Regions from separate parts of the Homo sapiens genome. Here region 1 is linked to region 2. Evidence: read pairs that join two places in POLR2A ChIA-PET (ENCODE). Cell type or tissue: OCI-LY7. All regions are shown on one strand. Each heading gives the region's core, and the rest is flanking DNA. Links, peaks and the distances in the headings are about the cores only.

Evidence for each region. ChIA-PET counts read pairs that join two places held together with the same protein. Peaks named below come from ENCODE experiments on the same cell type or tissue, not always from the same donor. Only the 100,000 strongest peaks of a DNase experiment are listed, where the experiment ranks them.
Region 1: POLR2A ChIA-PET joins it to region 2 with 11 read pairs; 3 of 35 experiments call an interaction of 5 or more read pairs at or near these places.

Annotation. Positions count from the first base shown.
Region 1 is chr13:48,152,179-48,162,888 of GRCh38, reverse strand. All of the region lies in intron 4 of LOC105370198 (a long non-coding RNA gene), which reads left to right. Among named protein-coding and RNA genes, the nearest start is that of MED4, 62 kb to the right of the region's middle. RefSeq lists enhancers at 2,574-3,184, 6,155-6,274. In OCI-LY7, for the core only: no CTCF peak of the experiment used is centred there; a DNase peak (open chromatin) is centred at 6,198.
Region 2 is chr13:48,041,844-48,052,553 of GRCh38, reverse strand. NUDT15 (nudix hydrolase 15) reads right to left here. Exons shown (of 3, transcript NM_018283.4): 3 at 5,333-6,894. The coding sequence ends at 6,755. Among named protein-coding and RNA genes, the nearest start is that of NUDT15, 9.5 kb to the right of the region's middle. In OCI-LY7, for the core only: no CTCF peak of the experiment used is centred there; no DNase peak of the experiment used is centred there.

The DNA of each region.
Region 1 (10,710 bases), core at 1,811-9,810, 110 kb before region 2:
GATTACAGGGGTGAGCCACCACGCCCAGCCTCCAAAAAGTATTTTTAAAAAACCATTTTTTCTCTATTACTTTTATTCTTTTATTTTTACACTTAAAACTCTGCATCATCTGGGTTTTGTCCTGTTTTTTTTCCCATGAGACTATGGTTGCCTTAATATTATATGTTGTAATATTCATATTTTCCTCCACTGTTCTGAAATTCTATTTTTTAGACTTGAACTTATAGAAGAGAAAGCTGTTAAGTATTGGTAACTGGGCTTTATACAAATGAGAAATTTCCCTGTCTTTGGTGAGTGGCAGCAGAAGCATATAGCTACCTGCTTAAAACGATAGATGTCTATGTGTGCTTTAATCTCTTATTAAGCATTCTGTGTGTGGGGAGAGTGGAACAGGGAGCACAGGTTGTTATGACACTTGAGAAACTGAGTTACACAATTCATTGATTTTTTTTTTTTTGATGGGGAGATTATACAAATCAGAGAAGGAATCAAATATAGAAAAAGCTCTTTTTTGCGCCTCTGCTTTCAGTTGCATGGTTAGTTCCTCCTGTTATCAAGAAGTTCCTTGTTTATTTCTTGATGGGGTAGCATAAGTTTTGCTATTAACTATCACCACACAAAACAAAAATGAGCACAGTGAAAAATACATTAAATATTTCATATGAAAGAAAGTAAAGTTCCTAGCCATAAAATAAAACATTTTGGTCATTGTTTTGGAGGATGGAGAATATCATCTTGACCAAAGCTAATCTTGGCATCAGCATCTGTAGCTAGTGGAAACATCAACAGTCATTGTTTATGAGGGGAGAGAGGAAAGGAAAAAGGAGGAACTGCAGATAGCTGACAGAGTGACCGGAGGTTGTGGCTCTGTCACAAGCTGGTCTCCGGAAATGGTCTAGGCCCGGGAGATGAGGGCTTCTTTGGTTGGAGGAAGTAAGTGGCCAGGGCAGTGTGTTCATTATGGGCTTCACCTTCTCCATGGGGTGCTGAGCAACTGAGCAGAGCTGGGAGGTCGGCGAGGCTGCCTGTTGGAGCTCATGGAGGCATCCCACCTAGAGGAGAAGAGGGCTTGGCCAGCTGAAGCTTGAAAATATCAGTAACTTTGTCTTCCAAACTACACCTAGCAACCCAGAGAATCTGGAGTGACTTACTTCCCCCCTTCTTTTGTCCACACACTCTGCTTTCTTGGCTTGTAGTGGCTTCTTTACCCTTTGTGGGGTCCTTGGTGTTAATTTTCATTTGATTTCACCTGTATGTATTGAAGTGGGGAAAAGGAGGCCAACAGGCAGAAGAGGTACATTATGGTTGTCCCAACTCTACAGAATAACCCTGGGCCCCATGTGCCCTCCCCACCTGAGGAAATCTTACAGAGGGCATGAGCAGAGAGCAACCTGTGGGGTCTTTGCTGCTGCCCCAGGGTGGACTGTTAACCAGGGCTCACTGGTCAGGGCTGATTTTAACTTGTTCTTTGCCAGTTTGAGAAGGAGGGGGATCTTGTCCTTGGTCTTGTTTTTTCAAACCCCCAACTCACCCTTATTATCCTCTGACACTCTTTAGGTGGCCCTGTGGCTCTCAGCACCTGATCAATGATCCCTTCACTCTTAACATCATGAAACAGAGGGAAGACCCTTTTTCCCCTGTCATGGCTGCTAAGCCCATTGAGTAAAAAAGTCCAGCTCACTGACACGACTCTATTCTCAAGTAAAATATTAAACCTATTGAAAACCAAAATGAGTGATTGAAGCATAAGATTCAAATCATCCAGGTTTTGAGCCAGTGTGAGGGCGTGCCCGGGAAAAAAACATGAGTCACAGAAGCATCTGTGGCTGTTTTTTCCAAAGAGATTCTCAGGAGGTTTAGTATTTATTCATTTTCCTTTAAAAGGGGTGGAGGAGGGGTGACAGTGAGACCAATGAGAATGTATTTGTGAGACTTAACTAGTGCCCCCAAAATCTACATTTTACACAAGGTAAGGCCAGCATTGAAGAAAAAGGGAATAGAGGAAGCAGAGGTCTTGGGGAGTGATGAAGGAACCATTAACCTCATCTTGTCTTTGTACTGTGTCTGGGAAGACAAGCTAGTAGTCTGTTGAAAGGGCTGGTTTCTGTTTAGACCTTCGAGAAGGAAACCTAATGACTTTTATCGAGGGAGGAGGTGTCAGACTGTGGCCATGAATTCAGCTTCCAAGGTTTCTTTGGGGCTCCTTTGGCCAAGAGAGGGTCCATTCAGTCAGTTGGGGGCTTAGAATTTTATTTCTCACCATGTTGTGTAAAGAAAGTACTAAATTATTAAGTACATATAAGACAAATATGATTGCATTCCTAGTATGTCTGTGTCTTGAGGGGTAGGAGAAAAAGGAGAAAGAGAATGTAATTGTAGAGAAACCAAGGAGAAAAGAACGAGACAAGATATAGGAAGGGGCCATGGATTCAGTGGAGGAAGGTGACAGTGTTTACTCCTGTATAGCCGCCCTCCCTTTTGACATGCCAAAATTTAAAAAGCCCAACTATTTACAGTTTTCCATTTTGCTTCCATCTTTAACTATAAAGGGTCAGTTCTGATTGAGGTAGCCAAACTGTCGCCACAGTGGAAATCATTTTCTAACCTGGAAAAGCAAGAACTTAAGTTAACTACATCAGGGTCCCATCAGAAGCCAGAGAACTGGAGAACCCATCTATTGCCTGAAGGTCATGGTTGTAGTGAGGACTAGGGGTACAAACTATGCATGTCTATGCCACCAGGAATCTGTATTTGAAGGTCATCTCAAGGATTCTGATACTAGTGAAAATTATTGGCAGGTCTCATAAATATTTGCATTTCAATACAGACCTCTTAAATGCCAAGTCTCCTGCAGTTCACAAAGGAATGAGTCACTAATGGTTAAACTTCAGGCGCCACTACAAGTAGAGATTTGTTTCTCGGGGTGAGGAGGAGGAAAACTTTTTCTAGTTTTTTTCGAATAATTTTTTTTTCTTTTTTAAGTTTTAACTCTGCCATAAGCCAGAGATGCTCTCCCTTAAGAGATCCTTTCTGGAAATATTTATGTCAAAACACCTTCTCCCTATTTTTCACCTCCTTTCTGACCTTGTACATATGCTAAGTGCTGCTTATTCAGTACTTGCTGCTGGGAAAAGGGAGAGGTTGTAGGGGATGGGGCCTCCCTCTCTTCAGTTATTACCAGCTTCTCTGGCTCCCATTTCTGCAGGGTGACAGGGAGGGTCCCACCCACTGTGACTAATGCCCCTGGTGAAGCACTTAATTGCTGCCCCCTGAAGCATCTAGTGGCCCATGTGCTACACCCCCACTCTGAGGATGATCCATAAACTCCTGCTGCTGCAGGGGGTGTTTTGCTGCAGGGGGAGTTTTGGTTTTGGGGATGAAGGTGGAGAATGAGTCACTTTCCATTCATTTTCTAGAACCTTCTACAGCAGAGTGCCTTTAGAGAGTTGGGTAATGTAGCCTCTCCTAGTTAATAAAGCCAATGACAATTTCATGCCTAAGAACGTCATTGGTTTGAGGGCAATGATTTGCATTTAATGAAAATAATAATTTTCCACAGCCTCTGAAAAACACAATTTGGCTTCACTGTAGTAGAAAGTGCTTACTTTCTTTCACACCAGCCCAATGAAGTTTTCAAAGTTCAGAAAACTTTCCTCACTAGCAGTGGATTAATAATTGCAGGTGGAAATGTCTTTGTCAGTGGGGTTGAGGTAACCAGCATGTAGAAGATTCTTGCCACCTAAAGCAAGAGGAACTGGTTTTCTGTGACCGGTTTTGTAACACCAGTGGGAAAGCTCCACAGCTGGTTTGTTCTGGATTTTCATGCCTGCCTCCTTCTCAGTCCTCACCTTCTGTCAACCATCTCTCCCTTGGTTTCAATTCCAGAAATGCAATCTTCCTGACATGGCTCTTCTCTGACAACCTGGGTACCCCGCTGCCTCTGGCCGCACCTTGCTTCTAAGACAAATAAGGAACTTTAATTTGGGCTCCCGAGTGGAAATAACAGATAGTTATCAAGAACAGAGGGCTCAGGCTGGGTGTGGTGGCTCATGCCTGTAATCCCACTTTGGGAGGCCATGGCAGGTGGATCACCTGAGATCAGGAGTTGGAGACAAGCCTGACTAACATGGTGAAACCCCGTCTCTACTAAAAATACAAAATTAGCCGGGCATGGTGGCACATGCCTGTAATCCCAGCTACTTGGGAGGCTGAGGCAGGAGAAGTGAGCCAAGATCATGCCATTGCACTCCAGCCTGGGCAACAAGAACGAAACTCTGTCTCAAAAAAAAAAAAAAAAGTAGAAGAACAGAGGGCTCTTGCTTGGGCTTGCTCAGAAAATCCCCACTTCAGAGGAGGGTGCAGCTGTCACTCCAGCTTCCTGGTTATGCATCCCTTGTCAAATTAACAGGAAGTTTAATTCTATTAAATATTAATCCTTGTCCTGAAGGCCTTGGTTGCTTTAGTAGAGAGAATTGAGGGTAGAAGGTGAAAGAAAAGAGAAAGGGAAAGAGCATGTAGAAGGCAAACAGAGGAAGAGAGATGAAGTCAGGGAGGATCAGAAGGTAGAGGGAAGAGAATATGAGGGAGAGGATGGCAGTTCAGCAGGTTAGTGGGGGAGTTTCTGATCTCACCACCTGCTCTTTGCCGATCAGCTCTCTTGCCACTGTTCCTGGCTCTGTCAGAGCTTTCATTCTTATTTTCTCGGAAAAAAATACATAATTACACAGTGAAGAAAGTCAGGTTAAAAATGGCATGTACAGTATGATTCCCTTTTATATTTATTTATTTATATATATATTTTGAGATGGAGTTTCACTCTTGTCTCCCAGGCTGGAGTGCAATGGCACGATCTCGGCTCACTGTAACCTCCTCCTCCTGGGTTCAAGCAATTCTCCTGCCTCAGCCTCTGGAGTACCTGGGATTACCGGCATCTGCCACCATGCCCTGCTAATTTTTGTATTTTTAGTAGAGACGGGGTTTCACCATGTCGGCCAGGCTGGTCTCAAACTCCTGATCTCAGGTGATCTGCCCACCTCGGCCTCCCAAAGTGCTGGTATTACACACGTGAGTCACTGCCCCCGGCCGATTCCCTTTTAAATACATGTTTGCATAAATATATTGAAAGCTATGAGTAAACATTTTCATTATTTTGGAATGGTAGAATTATGAATTCATTTTTATTTTCTTCTTTTTTGCTTATCTATATTTTCTATAATGAATATCTATGCATATAATAGTAAAGTTCAAGTTATATTAAAAGTGAGGGGAGGCCAGGCATGTTGGCTTATACTTGTGATCCCAGCACCTTGGGAGGCTGAGGCAGGAGGATCATTTGAGAGCAGCCTGCGCAACTTAGAGAGCTCTCCATCTCAAAAAATAATAATAATAATAAATTAATAAAATAGAAAGGAAAGGACAGAGTCAGAGGAAGAAAAATATGGAGTTGGGAGGAGAGCACAATGTTTTTTGAGGCACATGATGATCCAGATAATCTGTTGAACTATACATTTCCCAGAGTTAATTGACTGATCTTTGCATTCAGTAGCCATTTGACTACTATGTTCAGTGTTTTAGGGATTCTAATTTTTTTTTTTTTTTGAGATGGAGTCTGGCTCTGTCGCCCAGGCTGAAGTACAGTGGCGCGATCTTGGCTCACTGCAACCTCTGCCTCCCGGGTTCAAGCAATTCCCCTGCCTCAGCCTCCCGAGTAGCTGGGATTACAGGCACCCGCCACCACACTGGGCTAATTTTTGTATTTTAGTAAAGACGGAGCTTCACCATGTTGGTCAGGATGGTCTCGAACTCCTGACCTCATGATCCGCCCGCCTCGGCTTCCCAAAGTGCTGGGATTACAGGCGTGAACCACTGCACCTGGCCTTTAGGGGTTCTAATTCTTGTATCTTTAGAATTGTATTTTTAAACCAAAGGTGCACATGGGAATCAGCAGGGAAACTTTTTCAAAATGTCCTTGCTAGTGTTTTAGAATTTTGCTCCTGGTTTAGCTAAAACCAGGTTCTTGTCACATGACCAAGAAAATTAGGCACGTGGACACATTGAAGGGTGAATAGAGCAGGATTTTATTGGGTGAAAAGGGAAAAATGAAAAAAAACCTCAGCAAAGCGAAAACAGGCTCCCCACTTCACAGATTGAATCCCAGGGCTCCTCCCCCTGCCTGTGACTCCACCCTGCTCCCCCAGGGCTCATGTGGGCATGCTCAGACAAGGCCCTGGGCAAGTTCCTTCGTCTGCACAAAAACATCTGATGTAAACACCTGTGGGGAGGGTTAGAGATTCTCCGGGGACCCCTTTTTATCTGCCTTGGCGTTTGGCTGTCTCATTAGGGCCTTACCCTCAGAAGTTCTGATTCAGAATGCCTCGGTAGGGTCTGAGTAGGAGTCTTTCAAAAACCTTGTCTAAGTGTTTGGATATTCATCGTGGTGGAAAATTCCATGGTGTTTAAGATGATCCACTGAGGTACTCAAGGAAAATATTAGAACTTCTAATTTTATTTTCTATTGCATCCTCTAAAAAAATCTCTACTTATTTGGATGTTAGTATTGTACTGATATTGATATGACATGTATAACCTGCAAATAAATACATTTACATATTTGAGGGTATGCTGAAATGTTTTTCTTATAAGGATGTACAATCAAAAAATTAGGAAACAACTAATGGCTTCAGAAGATTCATTATAAGTGGGATAACTCGTGTGCAACTGAATTGAAAACTCTTCTCTGGGCTGAGGTAACAATAACCTAAGAAATTTCACACAACGGATGATGACTCATTGTGACCTACTTCATTTCCTGCTTATAGCTGTATTATTTTTTATTGGTCTTGTGTCACAATTTGTGGGTACATTACCTTCTCCATGTCAGCCACAGCTGTCTCCTTTGTAAATATACATGCACATACATGCAGATACATGCAGATATGACAGAGCTCAGCACTTGGGAACCACTCAAAGCCTTAAAGGCTGATCATTATTTTGCAGTTTTTACATGCTATACTCTCATAGCTGCTTTGAAAAAAATGAACTAGATTATCTTAAAAAGCAAAACAATTCTTGCCAGGCACTTGGCTCACGCCTGTAATCCCAGCACCTTGGGAGGCTGAGGTGGGCGGATCACAAGGTCAAGAGTTTGAGACCAGCCTGACCAACATAATGAAACCCCGTCTCTACTAAAAATACAAAAATTAGCTGGGTGTGGTGGCACACACCTGTAATCCCAGCTACTCAGGAGGCTGAAGCAGGAGAATCGAAGCAGGAGAATCGCTTGAACCCGGCAGGGGGAAGTTGCAGTAAGCTGAGATTGCGCCATTGCACTCCAGCCTGGGTAACAGAGAGAAACTCCATCTCAAAAAAAAAAAAAAAAAAAAATGTGAAACAATTTGCGATAATTAATAGTTTGTAACTAAAACATTGATTAAACAATAAAACAACAGAAAAAATTAAAGAGTGATAAGTAAATCTCCCAACTTCCAGGTGCAGATGGAGAACAAAACACACACACAGACACACACATCTGGCCTTCAGGGTTGCTATTGAGAAGTCTGATGCCATTCTGATTTGTCATCCTTTAGGTAGGACTTGTTTGCTCCTCCTCTTTGGAAGCCTGTAGCATCTGTTCTTTGTCCTCACTGTTTTGAGCTATCACACTGGTGTGCCTTAGTGTGGGTCTATTCTCTTTGTGCTGGCATTTGGCATTTTTTATCTTTCTGATAAAAAGGGAAGAAATGATAGCAACAACATTTTTTTTCAACTCCCCATAGCAACAATATTTTGAAAGCTAGAAAGTAAGAAGTGTGGCCAACAATACAACAGACCTAGGAAAACTGAATCCTAAGTCAGCAGTGAGGAAATTTGAGAAACCAACCAGAATCCCACAAAGGCTCAGGAATTGGCAGCGCCAGGTTCCTGGAAGTGATGTGGGGCCTCCTAAAACTAGGAGTGGTTCAAAGTCTGTTTAGGAAGCAGTTTGACTCTCAGGTCCCTCCCCTCTCTGCACAACCAGGCCGGTAGCCTGTCCGCACCGCAGAGTCTATAACAGAAGGTCCACAGATAGGAGGACACTGGGCAGAGATGAGGGCTGGGTGCTGTGCTGGAAACCGAGAAATTAAGTGGACAGACACTGAGACCCACTGCTCTTTCCCCAGTGAGCTCCCATGATGTGGTGGCCAGAATTATATCCTTTGAGCATGAGCCCGGAAGAGTCTTCTAAGGGGAATTTGATCTCCCCAAGAGTGAAAATTTAAAGGCAGTGCTGTGTGGGTCCTTTAGCCAGATAACCCAGCCAGAACGTGTCGTGGAGCCTCTGGCCAACAAGGCCCTATTGGTTCAAAATATCTACTCAGCTTTTTAGCTCCATTCTTAAATATTAACAGATAATCAAGGTTTAACAGGCACTGAGGAAAACCTCTCACATGAAAAACAGAGACCAAGATGAATAGGAAAAAGCAACTTCAAGGAAAGAGAGACTGTACAGGTTGAAGAAAATGTCAAATATCCTCTGATTAATATCCTCAGAGGTAAGACATATAACCATCAAAAAGGAATATAACATTAGTAAAAGGAGCATTCAGGGAACACATAAGAGCTCTTGGAAATTAGAAATATGATAACAAAATTAAAAATTCAATAAGAGTTAGAAAATAAAGAAAAGCAAATCTCTCTGAAATTAGAGCAAAAGAGAAAACAGAAGGACAAACGAAAGGAAATACAAGAAAATCAGGAAAATATAGCTGGGCTTGGTGGCAGGCACCTGTAATCCCAGCTACTTGGGAGGCTGAGGCATGAGAGTTGCTTGAACCTGGGAGGCAGACGTTGCAGTGAGCCGAGATTGCACCACTGCACTCCAGCCTGGGCGACAGAGCGAGACTCTGTCTCAAAAAAAAAAAAAAAAAAAAAGAAAGGAAAATCAGGAAAACAGAACAGAAGGTTTAATATTGCAAATAGGATTTCCAAAAAGAGTGAACAGAGAAACCAGAGGAGTGAAAGTCATTAAAGAAATAATTTCCCACAACTAACAAGCATGCATTTTTGGAATGAAAGGGCCACCAAATGCCAGCACAAAGAGAATAGACTGACGCTAAGGCACACCAGTGTGATATCTCAAAACAGTGAGGACAAAGAACAGGTGCTACAGGCTTCCAAAGAGGAGGAGCAAACAAGTCCTACCTAAAGGATGACAAATCAGAATGGCATCAGACTTCTCAATAGCAACCCTGAAGGCCAGATTGGAATGGCTTTCAAAATTCTCAAGAAAAATTGTTTCCACTCTAGAATTCTATACTTGGCCCAAAGAATCCATCAAGTGTCAGAGTAGAGTAAAAATAAACATTTTCTGACATCCAACTTCTCGAGAATTTATATTCCATGTCCCTGCCTTAGGATGTCCCCAAACATATGTCAAAATAATAAACTAAGAAAGAGGACTCTGAAGTTTAAACAGGAACAAGGCAAGAGAATCTCTGGGATGCTGGTGAAGGGAGATTCCAAGATGAGAGCTATGTCTCAGGTGCGGGTTAGAGCATATTCTATAAGGCTATGGGAGAGTTTTTTTTAGGAGACTGGTGAAATTATTAGACTATCTGAAAATTCTGAATGCCTTGACAGCAGACATAGACCAATAGAAAATATAAATACTGTACACAGAAAATGAAGCAAACGAAAACCAAAACAGTTATTAGCTCCAGGAGCAACCCTGTCTCAAAGAAAAAAAAGGTGTTCAGAAAAGAGAAAGTGGTCATAGTTTACTATATGGCTTAGCTGTGACTATTGCTCTAACATACACATTGAACATTCACGTTACCAGCATTACAACATAATTCTGTTGGAAGGATGGGAGATGGGGAAGGATAAGTGTATCCCACTGGGACAGCAGGAGGAAAGACACCAAATCCTAATCTTCTACCCATTATCTATAGATAATGGCTATAGTTGAAAAATCAAGGAACAGTATTTCAAGCATGTTAATGTAGACACCTGAAAGTAAATACCAAAAGAATTATCTAAAAGGTTAAAGTGTAGAAAATGGGGAGGAGAGATTAAAGGACTGCTATTTTTTTTAATAACAAGACTTGTTTGACATTTTGGATTAAAGGCATGTATAACTCTGGGAGGAAAAGAGGAAAACAAAAATAGGATCTATTAAAATTGTATTTAGGAAAAAAAACAAGTAAATCTCTTTTCCTCTCTGGATTCCAACTCTCCTGGCCCAGATCACTAGAGACCCTCACTGTTCTTGGTGTGTCCTTCCAAAAATATCCTATGGGGGTCCACTTAGGATTGCTTCATAAACTGCAGGGCTGAATGGATCTTGTGAGCCACCATGGACTTTTGAAGTTGAGACATCTGGGCCACTAGCCTCATGTTTTCAGGCTCCCCATACATTAACAAAGGAAACGATGCAAAAATGAAATTATTAAACTGGCATGCTTTGCATGTTTTTACATTAACAAACACCTTATCAGATATTGAGAGATGTCAGGAGTCTAAATTTCAGGACATATGTGAATGGAGGCCCACGCCAGTGGCCCTCCTGCATCCCCTCACACCCCCTACTCTGCAGCACTGACCTTGTCTCTGGACACTTTTCTAATTTTGCAAGGTCTTCCCCAGCCCTGCCAGTTATTGTGCTGTGTCCTTCCCTGTTACAGACGGTATATTATCCTGCATTTGCCTTCTCTGAACTGCATTCAACTCCCA
Region 2 (10,710 bases), core at 1,712-9,711:
GGTCTGGTTTACCTCTCTTGGGGTTGCAAGAATATCTTACCTAAATAGTCACTTTCTCTGCATCCCAAGTATCTTGTTGATTGAAACATCTTATTGTGTGAGTCAGGTTTATCTAATTCTACTGATTTATTTCCACTAATAAAACACAACATAATAAAATTCTCAAATATGCATGAACACATAATTATATCCCTTTAAAAATACAGAACCTGTTATAAGGTACATTTCACATGCATGTTACTTAATAATTTCCCCTACAACATAGTAAGTTACCCTCATTTTTCCTCACATTAGTAAATTGGCATTTGGATTTCAGCTTCCTTACCCAGTTGTGAACTTTGTGTACATCTTTAGCCAGAGTATCACTTCTGTTTCTATTTTGGACCCTAACTCCTCCTTACTATAGAAACAGATATTCTTCATGTCCCTGCCAATAATTGGAATGCAGTATTTGCATTTCCTATTCTGAGGATCCTCAATACTACTTGTTTTCTTTCTGACCCAGAAAAAGAAAAAGTTAAGAAAAAGAAATACTAAAAGGTCACTTTTTTCATTCAGCTAGTATATATTAGGCATTTAGCATTAGCAGTTACCACTCTGGCTGCTAGGTATATAATAGAAAGACATGGTCTTTAGTCTAAAGGAGTTTACTTTCTACTGGGGAGACAAGCAATCAATAGAAATCAACATGACATCTTCCATAATATACAAGTACTGGCAGCCTTATCAGATGCATCAGACCTAAATCCTCAAATAATCAAAGCTGTGCTCAGCCACAGAAAATACCCTTCCAGAGTCACATGTGATCCCTGAAAGGTGAACATATTTCCTTTTCATTCACATGAATAGCACTTATGAAAACTACAATATTGATGTATACTTGTCTTCAGCCATTTTGAAGGAGGAGGCTGACTTGCGGGCATTTTATCTGCAGAATTTAACTTATTGCTTCACAAATGCATCAGAGGTGAATTCAACCCATTAGAAATTTAAACCATGCTATTCAAAAAGACAAAAATGGGCGGCTTTGGAAGAACACAACTTGTGACATGTCTCATTTAAGCCTAGGGCCTTATGAAATCAAGCGCTACCTCTGAAGTCAACATACAGTAGAAATGGTGTAAGGTGAGATATGTCAAGGTCCAATTGGGTGAGTCCAGGTTTCACAGAGGAAGGAACCTTGAACTAAGGTACGAAAAACTAGTAAGGATCTGTTAAGGCACATTGAAGGTGGGTGTCGCATTCAGTTCAGAAGGAGCTGCAGGCGCACTGGCAAGGAGGTAGGAACCAGCCTGTTGCACTGGATGAAGCACAAAGATGCTGAGAGTGCAGGGTGCAACAGCAGGGTGTGATATAATGAGAAAATTAGTCCAGGGAAATTAGGAAAGCTCATACGTCAGGTTAGGGATTTTATTCTACAGGTGATGGGAACTTCCAAAGACGTTTGGGAAGATGAGACATAACTAAATTTATGCTTTGAAAAGTCACTCCAGGAGTAATGTCAAAAATGAATTGGAGGGTTAAGATGGTAAGTTTTATGTTACGTGTATTTTACCACAAGAATAAAAATAAGCCATTCAGTTGATTGGCGGAGTAAAGCTGCAGGAAGAGTCTGGGGAAAAGGTGGCACGGGCCTGGCCTAGGGGAGAGGCAGGTGGGACCATGTGATGGGGGTGGATTCAAGAGACAAGAAACAGAATGGACAAGAAAGAGCAACTGCTGGATGCGGGGAAGGGAATCAAATTTGAGCAATTCAGCAGATGGTAGAGCCCTTCTCTGAGAAGAATAGGAGGAAGTTCAGTCTGAAACACAGCAAGCCAGAAGGATGTGGACAATCAAGTAGAGATGCCTGGTGTGCGGTGGGGCCTGGAGCTTAGAAACATCTGGGCTGTAGATAATATTGTTTGGGGAGTCATCCAAGAATAGGTAGAAAGTGAATCTATGAAGGAAAACAAAAAGTATCAAGTTATCAAAAATAAGTCTTGTTATCAAAAATAACAAGTATCAAGCCAAACTGAAGTTCGTGAAAAGTTTGGCTTACTTGCTACTATGTTGCTTTTGCCCACGAATTGATCTGATAAACAAAATGAAGAGTGATACATGATTGAATACAACGTTATTAACCAATATTATTATGCAAAAAGCCAAATATTTAAATATTTTATTTTTTGAGATAGGGTCTCACTCTGTCGCCCAGGCTGGAATGCAGTGGTGGGATCATAGCTCACTGTAGCCTCGATATCCTGGGCTCAAGCAATCCTCCCACCTCAGCCTCCCAAGGAGCTGGGACTACAGGCAAGCACCACCATGTCCCACCAACTCCACCACACCTAGCTAATCTTTAACTTTTTGTAGAGACAGGGTCTCACTATGTTGCTTATGCTGGTCTCAAACTCTTGTGCTCAAGTGATCCTCTGGCCTTGGCCTCCCAAAGTGTGGGGATTACACTGTGCCTGGCTATTTAAACATTTCTTTCTTTTCTGTTTTGAGACAGAGTCTCATTCTGTCCCCCAGGCTGGAGTGCAGTGGTGTGATCTTGGCTCACTGCAACCTCCTCCTCCCAGGTTCAAGCACTTATCCCGTCTCAGCCTCCTGAGTAGCTGAAACTACAGGTGCATACCACCACACCCGGCTAATTTTTCTATTTTCAGTTGTGACAGGGGTTCACAATATTGGCCAGGCTGGTCTTGAACTCCTGACCTCAGGTGATCCACCTGTCTCGGCCTCCCAAAGTGCTGGGATTACAGGCATGAGCCACTGTGCCTGGCCTATTTAAACATTTTGAACATGAAAATGAGAAAAAGTCTGGAATGGGAATTTAAGGAAGTGTGGTAGGTTTAACTGACAGTACAAATATTGTAAAGTCCTTATCATACGACTTGGCACACAATAGATGAAAAATTAGATGTTTTGGAGAACCTTAAGTATTAATTTATACTTTTAATTTATTGAAGTACATAAAATGGAAGATGTGGAACACAATGCACATTGTTACCTTTAATTTTCACTTTTTATAAAACTACTCAGCTGGGCGCGGTGGCTCATGCCTGTAATCATAGCACTTTGGGAGGCCGAGGCAGGCAGATCACCTGAGGTCGGAAGACCAGCCTGACTAACATGGAGAAACCCTATCTATACTGAAAATACAAAAACTAGCTGGACGTGGTGGTGGGCACCTGTAAACCCAAATAGGAAGCTGAGGCAGGAGCACTGCTTGAACGCGGGAGGCGGAGGTTGCGGTGAGCCGAGATCGTGCCTCTGCACTCCAGCCTGGGCAACAAGAGTGAAACTCCATCTCAAAAACAAAAAAACTACTCAAGTGCAGCACAGACATCTGCGTACAACATAAATAATTACTAAAAACAGAGGCAGCTTCAATATATGATTTTATGTTGAAAGAAGACTTTGGATGTCTTCTCTTATATGAATGATTCCCTGAGCTTGCTTTCTCCCACAATCTCCATTTATTGTGATCATTTCGTGCCACAAAGAAGAGACTATTTCACCTAAAAGTATTTGCCTTGTTTGGGAAGCTGGCAGTCAAGATAACAAAGAAGTGACTCCTCCAAGTGGATCGGAAAGAGGCCGAATTCACCTCAGGCTCCACTGGGAAGACTTTTGGTAAGGTGTTGCCAGAGTCAGTATAGGAGCACTTGCCTATCCTGGGACAGATGACACCTCAGGGTTGGTCCAGCAAATAGACGAAAAGATATTTCCCTCCCAGCAACCTGGCAGTAAAGTACACTTCCGGAACTCTAGCTGACATTTAGTTTTATGAGAATGTTGCTAGTCAGCTTTAGTTTTTTTTCTATTAAAGGCAATACTCAAACCATCCAGGCATTAACTGCTTTCTTAACAGTTCTAAATCCTGCTTCATTCATTGACTTATTTAAAGAAATATTTCCTAATTACTGAGTTGTCACTGAATGCCACCTGAGCACATTAAGTGCTGATGTACACACAATCCCCTTCTAATTAATATGGAATTCTTACCTTTTTACCTTTTCCTATGAATAAAACTCCTGGTTAGTTTTTTCTTTCCATTGAAACACATTTCATGTCAAGTTGGTTGAGTTAAAAAACAAACAAACAAACCTCACAAGCTTTCAATGAGTTTGTCATTGCCTTCCAAGTAGCTGGGACCACAGGCATGTGCCACCATGCCTGGCTAATTTTTAAATTATTCATAAAGACAGGGTCTCCCTGTGTTGCCCAGGCTGGTCTTGAGCTCCTGAACTCAAGCAATCCTCTCACCTCAGCCTCACAAAGTGCTGGGTTTACAGGTGTGAGCCACTGTGCCAGGCCTTGTGATGAGTTTTTGAAGCTATAAAATATCTGCATGGATAAGTACTAACATAAAGAGATATCTTAATGAATTACCAATGAACTGTAGTTGAGATAAACCTATGAAAGGATTTAATCCATAAGCTCGCCTGCTTTCTTATCAAGCTTCACATGTCTATCACTTAGGAGAAGCCAGGGACAGGGATTCAGTCAACTGAGGGACTGAATTTTACTGAAATTAAGTAAAATGAGGAAGCAAGCAACAGAAGGACATGGAATAATCAAATAGGAGTAGAAAAATTAGTGTGAAATTAATCCATATATCCAAAGAACAAGGCATACATACACACTTATTATATTTGAGCTCTTCAAACATTTCAAAATCATGCATCTAACATCAAAAATATGGGCAGGGCGTGGTGGTTCATGCCTGTAATCCCAGCACTTTGGGAGGCCAAGGTGGGCAGATCACTTGAGGTCAAGAGTTCGAGATCAACTGGGCAACATGGTGAAACCATCTCTACTAAAAATACAAAAATTAGCTGGGCGTGGTGGTGCATACCATACCTGTAATCCCAGGTACTCAGGAGGCCGAGGCAAGAGGATCCCTTGAGCCTGGGAGCTGGAGGTTGCAGTGAGCCGAGATTGCACCACTGCACTCCAGCCTGGTTGACAGAGTGAGACCCTGTCTCAGAAAAAAAAAGAAAATGAGATTTCTACATGACAAATTATACAATGTACATATATAATTTTGAAAAAGCAAACAAGAAAGAACTTAAAAAATGATACTCACTGGAAAAAGATTCCTTAGCAAGTATTATGATAGTACTGGGGTCTTTTGAAAGAGCAAAATTCAAAGGTAATCAACTCTAAGAGAAGCACAGGATTTCACAGAAGTGCGCTCAAAATTAAAAATGTGAGCTTTTGGCCTAATCTGGCAAAAATTTGGATCCCTTTGTACTCTTAAAAATTACCAAGGACCACAAAGAGATTTTGTTTTTGTATGGTTTTATCTAGAAATATTTATCATATAGAAATGAAAACTGAGAAATTTCTTAAAATTTTTATTAATCATTTGCAAGTAACAAGAACCAAGTATATATAAACACATAAAAACATTTTTGGCAAATAGCTAATTTTATTTTTTTCACATATTAAAACCCACTAAAAATAACCATTTTTCTAACTAACCACAACAAAAATTAGTGAGAAGAGTACTGCTGCTTTACATTTCTCCAAATCTCTTCAATGTCTGATGACAGACGAAAGCTGGAATCTTGTATCTGCTTTTGCATTCAGCCTATTACAATATCACACCAGATAGCCTCTTGAAAACTCCTCTGCATACTCATGAAAAAATGAGTGAAAAAGATAAATGATGGCTGGGCGTTGTGGCTCATACCTGTAATCCCAGCACTTTGGGAGGCTGAGATGGGCAGATCACTTGAGCTCAGGAGTTCCAGACCAGCCTGGCCAACATGGTGAAACCCCGTCTCCACTAAAAATACAAAAATTAGCCAGGTGTGGTGGTGGGTGCCTATAATCCCAGCTACTCGGGAAGCTGAGGTAGGAGAATTGCTTGAACCCAGGTGGCGGAGGCTGCAATGAGCTGAGATCGTGCCACTGCACTCCAATGTGGGCAACAGAGCAAGACTCCTTCTCAAATAAAAAAAAGGAAAAGCTATAAATAGTGAAATGATGTCTTAGTGTTATAAAAACAGCTTTGACCTAGAATACCCTTGAAAGGCTCTTGAGGCCCCCCCAGACCACACTTTGACAACCACTGCTCTAGACGAATCTCTTCATATATATGAATCTCTTCATATAAGGACCCTGGACCTCAGAAAGAGTAAGTGAGAAACTCAACATCACAGCCTATTAATAGCATGATACAGATATTAGATGGTTTGTCTCACTTCTCTTGGTTTAGATTCTCAATTGGAAACCTGGGAAATACACCCTAATGACCTGTCCTATTCCCTGTAAGTTGCAAAAATTGTCACAATATATTACCCTCTCCCCAACATTTCTTTAATAAAAGAGGTAATCAACAAATTTGGTAAATTTTGCAACAGCCATACTCTGTTTGAACCTAAACTACAATATTTGAATTCAGGTCTCTATTTGAACAGAAACACTAAGGCAAATTTGACTGCATCCTACTCCATGCAAGCTAGTAATGACAAACTGCACAGTAAATATCATAGGTAAATATGGAAAGCAGATTACCCATAATATCAGTATTTATCATGTATTCTGTGTCTGGAATACAATTCAATGACATATTTCAGAAAAATTTTCTCAAGTACTGGCTGAAAGAGTGGGGGATACATTAAGAGACTGCAAATAAACTGGCAATCACAAGAACTTTTTTAGATAAAATGGAGTTGTTCCGAAATGTATACATTTTTCATTCCCTAACCAGACCTTATTCTTGTCTTTTTAAAGAAAATCAAATCTTCTCGGCCACCTAGAGATGATTTCCTTTGTATCCCACCAGATGGTTCAGATCTTCTTTAAATGGATCATAGCCTTGTTCTTTTAAACAACGCAGTCCCCAGAAAAGCTGGTCCAGGGGAGGTAGTTCTTCCCAAGGAACCCACTCCCAACCTAGAAAAGAAAGATGCTAAATCAATTTATTTAGATAACAGAAAACAAAGGGTGTTTATTTGGGTAAGCTAACCTATATTTAGAAAAAATTAATTGAATTTAAAAATAACTTGCTACTAATAAACTCATAGTGATGCTTTGCATTTGCTTGGCTATACAAATATAATTTGCATGTAGAATGAAGGTCTTATGAAGAGAATGGTGGTCATTTAAAACATTGTGTTATTTGAATGTGAAGCCCAGTTTACAAAGGCTATGCCATGGTAAACCCAGATTTAGTATTAGTCAATGTTTATGTAAATATTTTTGTAAAAAATGCAAATAACGTTATATACTATAGGTTATACTACATTAAAATAAACCACTTCCTTCACCTATAAAATAAAGTAGATTACAAAGTTTCTAAGATATCCTCCATCTCTTAAAAAAGTAGAAAGCTGTGCAGAGGAAAATAAAATATTGTACCTTGGTATATTTTAAACAAATACAGAAGGAGATGATTTTTAAAAATCCATTGAAACAAAGATTTAACAGTGTCTATCAGTTATAAAGTACATGAAATTCTAGAAAAAGATTCTAGAGAATGGTGTTTCTTTCATGATTTAAATGTAAATAACATAGACGCACAGATGCTTATGACAAATACCTACATATTATATTAAGATACACACTCCATGTTCTAGTTTCTTTATGATCACCTGTTTTTACTATGTGTAAGCACTAAGTATCTTTCTGTCCATAAAATACAGGTATATAGGTACGTATTTTCACTTTGGGAATGCAGGGGCCGAAAATCCATGAAACTGGAATAAGTACAGGAAGAGTAACTGTGATCAGTAACTGTGACCATACACTAATGAGGTGGGGGCGGGAGGGGGAGAGGGAGGGCGGGAGAGGGAGAGAGAGAGAGCGAGAAAGAGAGACAGACAGACAGACACAGACAGACTGAGTACCCAACAATGTGGTGCAAGATGCTTAATTAACCAGGTCTCCAAAAACCCATCCATGAAGTTTACCCCATCCCCTAGAAAATGAAGTGTCTGGATGAGCCTCCGAACTATAATTAGATGGTTGGAGGAAAGATGCACTAAATAGTAAACTGAAGCAGGCTACCCAGATCCAAGGCCTGAGGAGCACGGGATAGAGAGACTGTGTCTTTATCCTAGAAATAAAACAAAGACCCACCAAGTCCTTGTACCTTGGCTAGGCTGCAGCTGGTTATCAGTGTAGTTGGTTATCAGGCTGCAACTGGGAATAAAGTGAACATAATTCCTGCTGTATTGTTACTAACAGATATAGAGCAATAAATGTTTTTGATCAAATCTGATTTGATGCTAGTAATCTTGGACCTTGTAAATCATACTGCTTTATTTGAGACTACTAGCAAGGTTCATGTCAGGGAGTTAACAAAATGAAAGTGAACAAATAAAAAAGTTACATAAATGAATTTTAAAAACCACAAAGCATGTAAAACTACTCCTAACTACTATATCCTAAGAGGAATAAAACAATACATATAGTTACATGGTTATAAAAACTCATGATTTAGTACTTAAAGTAGAATAGTAATCTTATGGAAGTTATTAAAAAGTAGGGCAGTCTAGTACTAAATGACAGCTTCACAGGAAGAGGTTGGCTTGTATGTTCATTCACTGGGTCCTTCCTTCCTTCAACATATTTTGAATTCTGATTATGAGTCAGACACTGTGTTTGGCAGGGAAGAGTTCAAAATGTATAAGCCAAAAGAACTGTTCTTTATAGATTCAAAGTTCAGTAAAAAAAATAATGAGCATAATTTGAAGTTGAGTTGAATTTGAGATGCCTTCTGAACATTAAGGGAAGATACTTAGAAAGCAACTGGAAACACAGGCCCGCAGCTCAGAGGAGTGAGATTCAAAATTATAACTTGCATCAGGATTCCCCAACTCAAATCCCTACAGAGGCTAGACAGGGCAAAAAGAGGACTGAAGAATGAGGAAGCACCCAGAGGTGGCTTGGTGAGAATGGTCAAATAAAGCTTGTGGGACAGTCAGTGACCTTGGTGTTTTCTCTATAGCACCTTCTCTAAAAATGAAGGCTTTCTATATCTGCTTCCTGTGAAGGATACTGAATTTAAAAAAAAACTATTCCATCATATTTGTCTCTTCTAGTCTCAGCTTTATTTGCCCATAGAAAAAAGAAAAATAAGAAAATGTTTAGTCCATTTCTTCTTTTTGAGACAGGGTCTCACTCTGTCGCTGCTCAGGCTGGACAGCAGTGGTGCAATCATAGCTTACTGCAGCCTTGATCTCCCAGGCTCACATGATCCTTCCATCTCAGCCTCCCAAGTAGCTGGGATTACAGGCATGTGCCACCACTCTGGCTAACATTTTTAGTTTTGTAGAGACAGGGTCTCACTATGTTGCCCAGTATATGTGTGTACATCCCTTTGTCAGAGACCCTTCCTAACCACCCTATCTGATACAGCACTCATATATCCCTTTCTTACACAGCTTTATTGCTCTTTTTAGTCCTTATTGCTACTATCATAAAATATCTGTAATCTGTCATTTCCCCCGCCCACTAAAATGTAAAGTCCAAGAGGGCAGGGACTTTGTTCTACGCACCATTGTTTCTTTAGTGCCTAGAACAGTGTCTCAATACTCAAAACACTGTACTCAATAGGTATCTGTTGAATGAAAAGATTCTTCCCTATTAGAGAAGAAATTAAATGTTTAGAGGGGAGGTTCAATACATAAGACCACTTGGATAAAGTTTCATATGGCAAGGAATATATTCAAAAAGTTTGATATTTTTCTCTTTAGTTCCTTTTCTGACTGTTTTATGAGAATTTGAGGAGAGATGGTAAACAGAAAACCCTTAGAACAATGCTTAGCACACGGTAAATAAACTTTCAGTGCACTCAATTCAACATAGAGGGTAACAGATAATGAAACCACCTTTGCAATATTATAACAGTGAGAGATATCTAACAAAGCTGACTCCACCTTGCTTCTAACCTCACAAACTGTCTCCTCATTTCTACACACAGGCCAACCTAACTATGGGAGGAATTTAGTTTACAGTTTAACTTTAAAGCAAGGATGGTAATAGTCCTTTCCCAAAACTAACCCCCTCCTTGTTAAGGGACCAAAGCTGCTTTTGTAGAACTAATAAAAGGCCACAAGGTTAAAATTATGGTAAGGGCCAGAACTCTATTAATAAAGATGTAGGCATAGTTAAACTCTAACCAGGCATCATTTTATAACTTGCTTTTTTGTAACTGCTTACTGCTCAGGAAGCATGTAGCCCGTGGTCAAAAGATTTATAACTTTCCTATTTACACCTACAGATGACATTGCTATTGTAAAACCTAAGACTAGTGTTTGAGATATTTTTCAGACTTTGCATTCTAATGGACCAACTGGTACCACCCAAATCGGTAAGCCACACAAAGAAACTGACTCAAGTGGTCCTGTGAACCCCCCATCGAGGAACTGACTCAGCACAAGAAGACAGTTTTGACATCCGTATGGTTTTATCCCCAACCCAACAAAGCAGCATTTCTCATTCCCTAGCCCCTTGCTTGTCAAACCATCCTTGAAAAACCCTAGCCTCTGAATTCTCTATGGGTAGGATTTAAGAATTATCTCCCGTCCTCCTCATGCAGCTGCCCTGTGATTATTAAACTCTTTCTCTGCTACAACTCCTACTGTCTCAGGGTACTGGCTTTTTCTGGGTGGCAGGCAAGAAGAACCCAACTGCTGTGAAACAATAATTGTTTTATCAGTGTAATTATTTACCGTAAATGGATGGTATTAACTCTCCTGCGCAGGT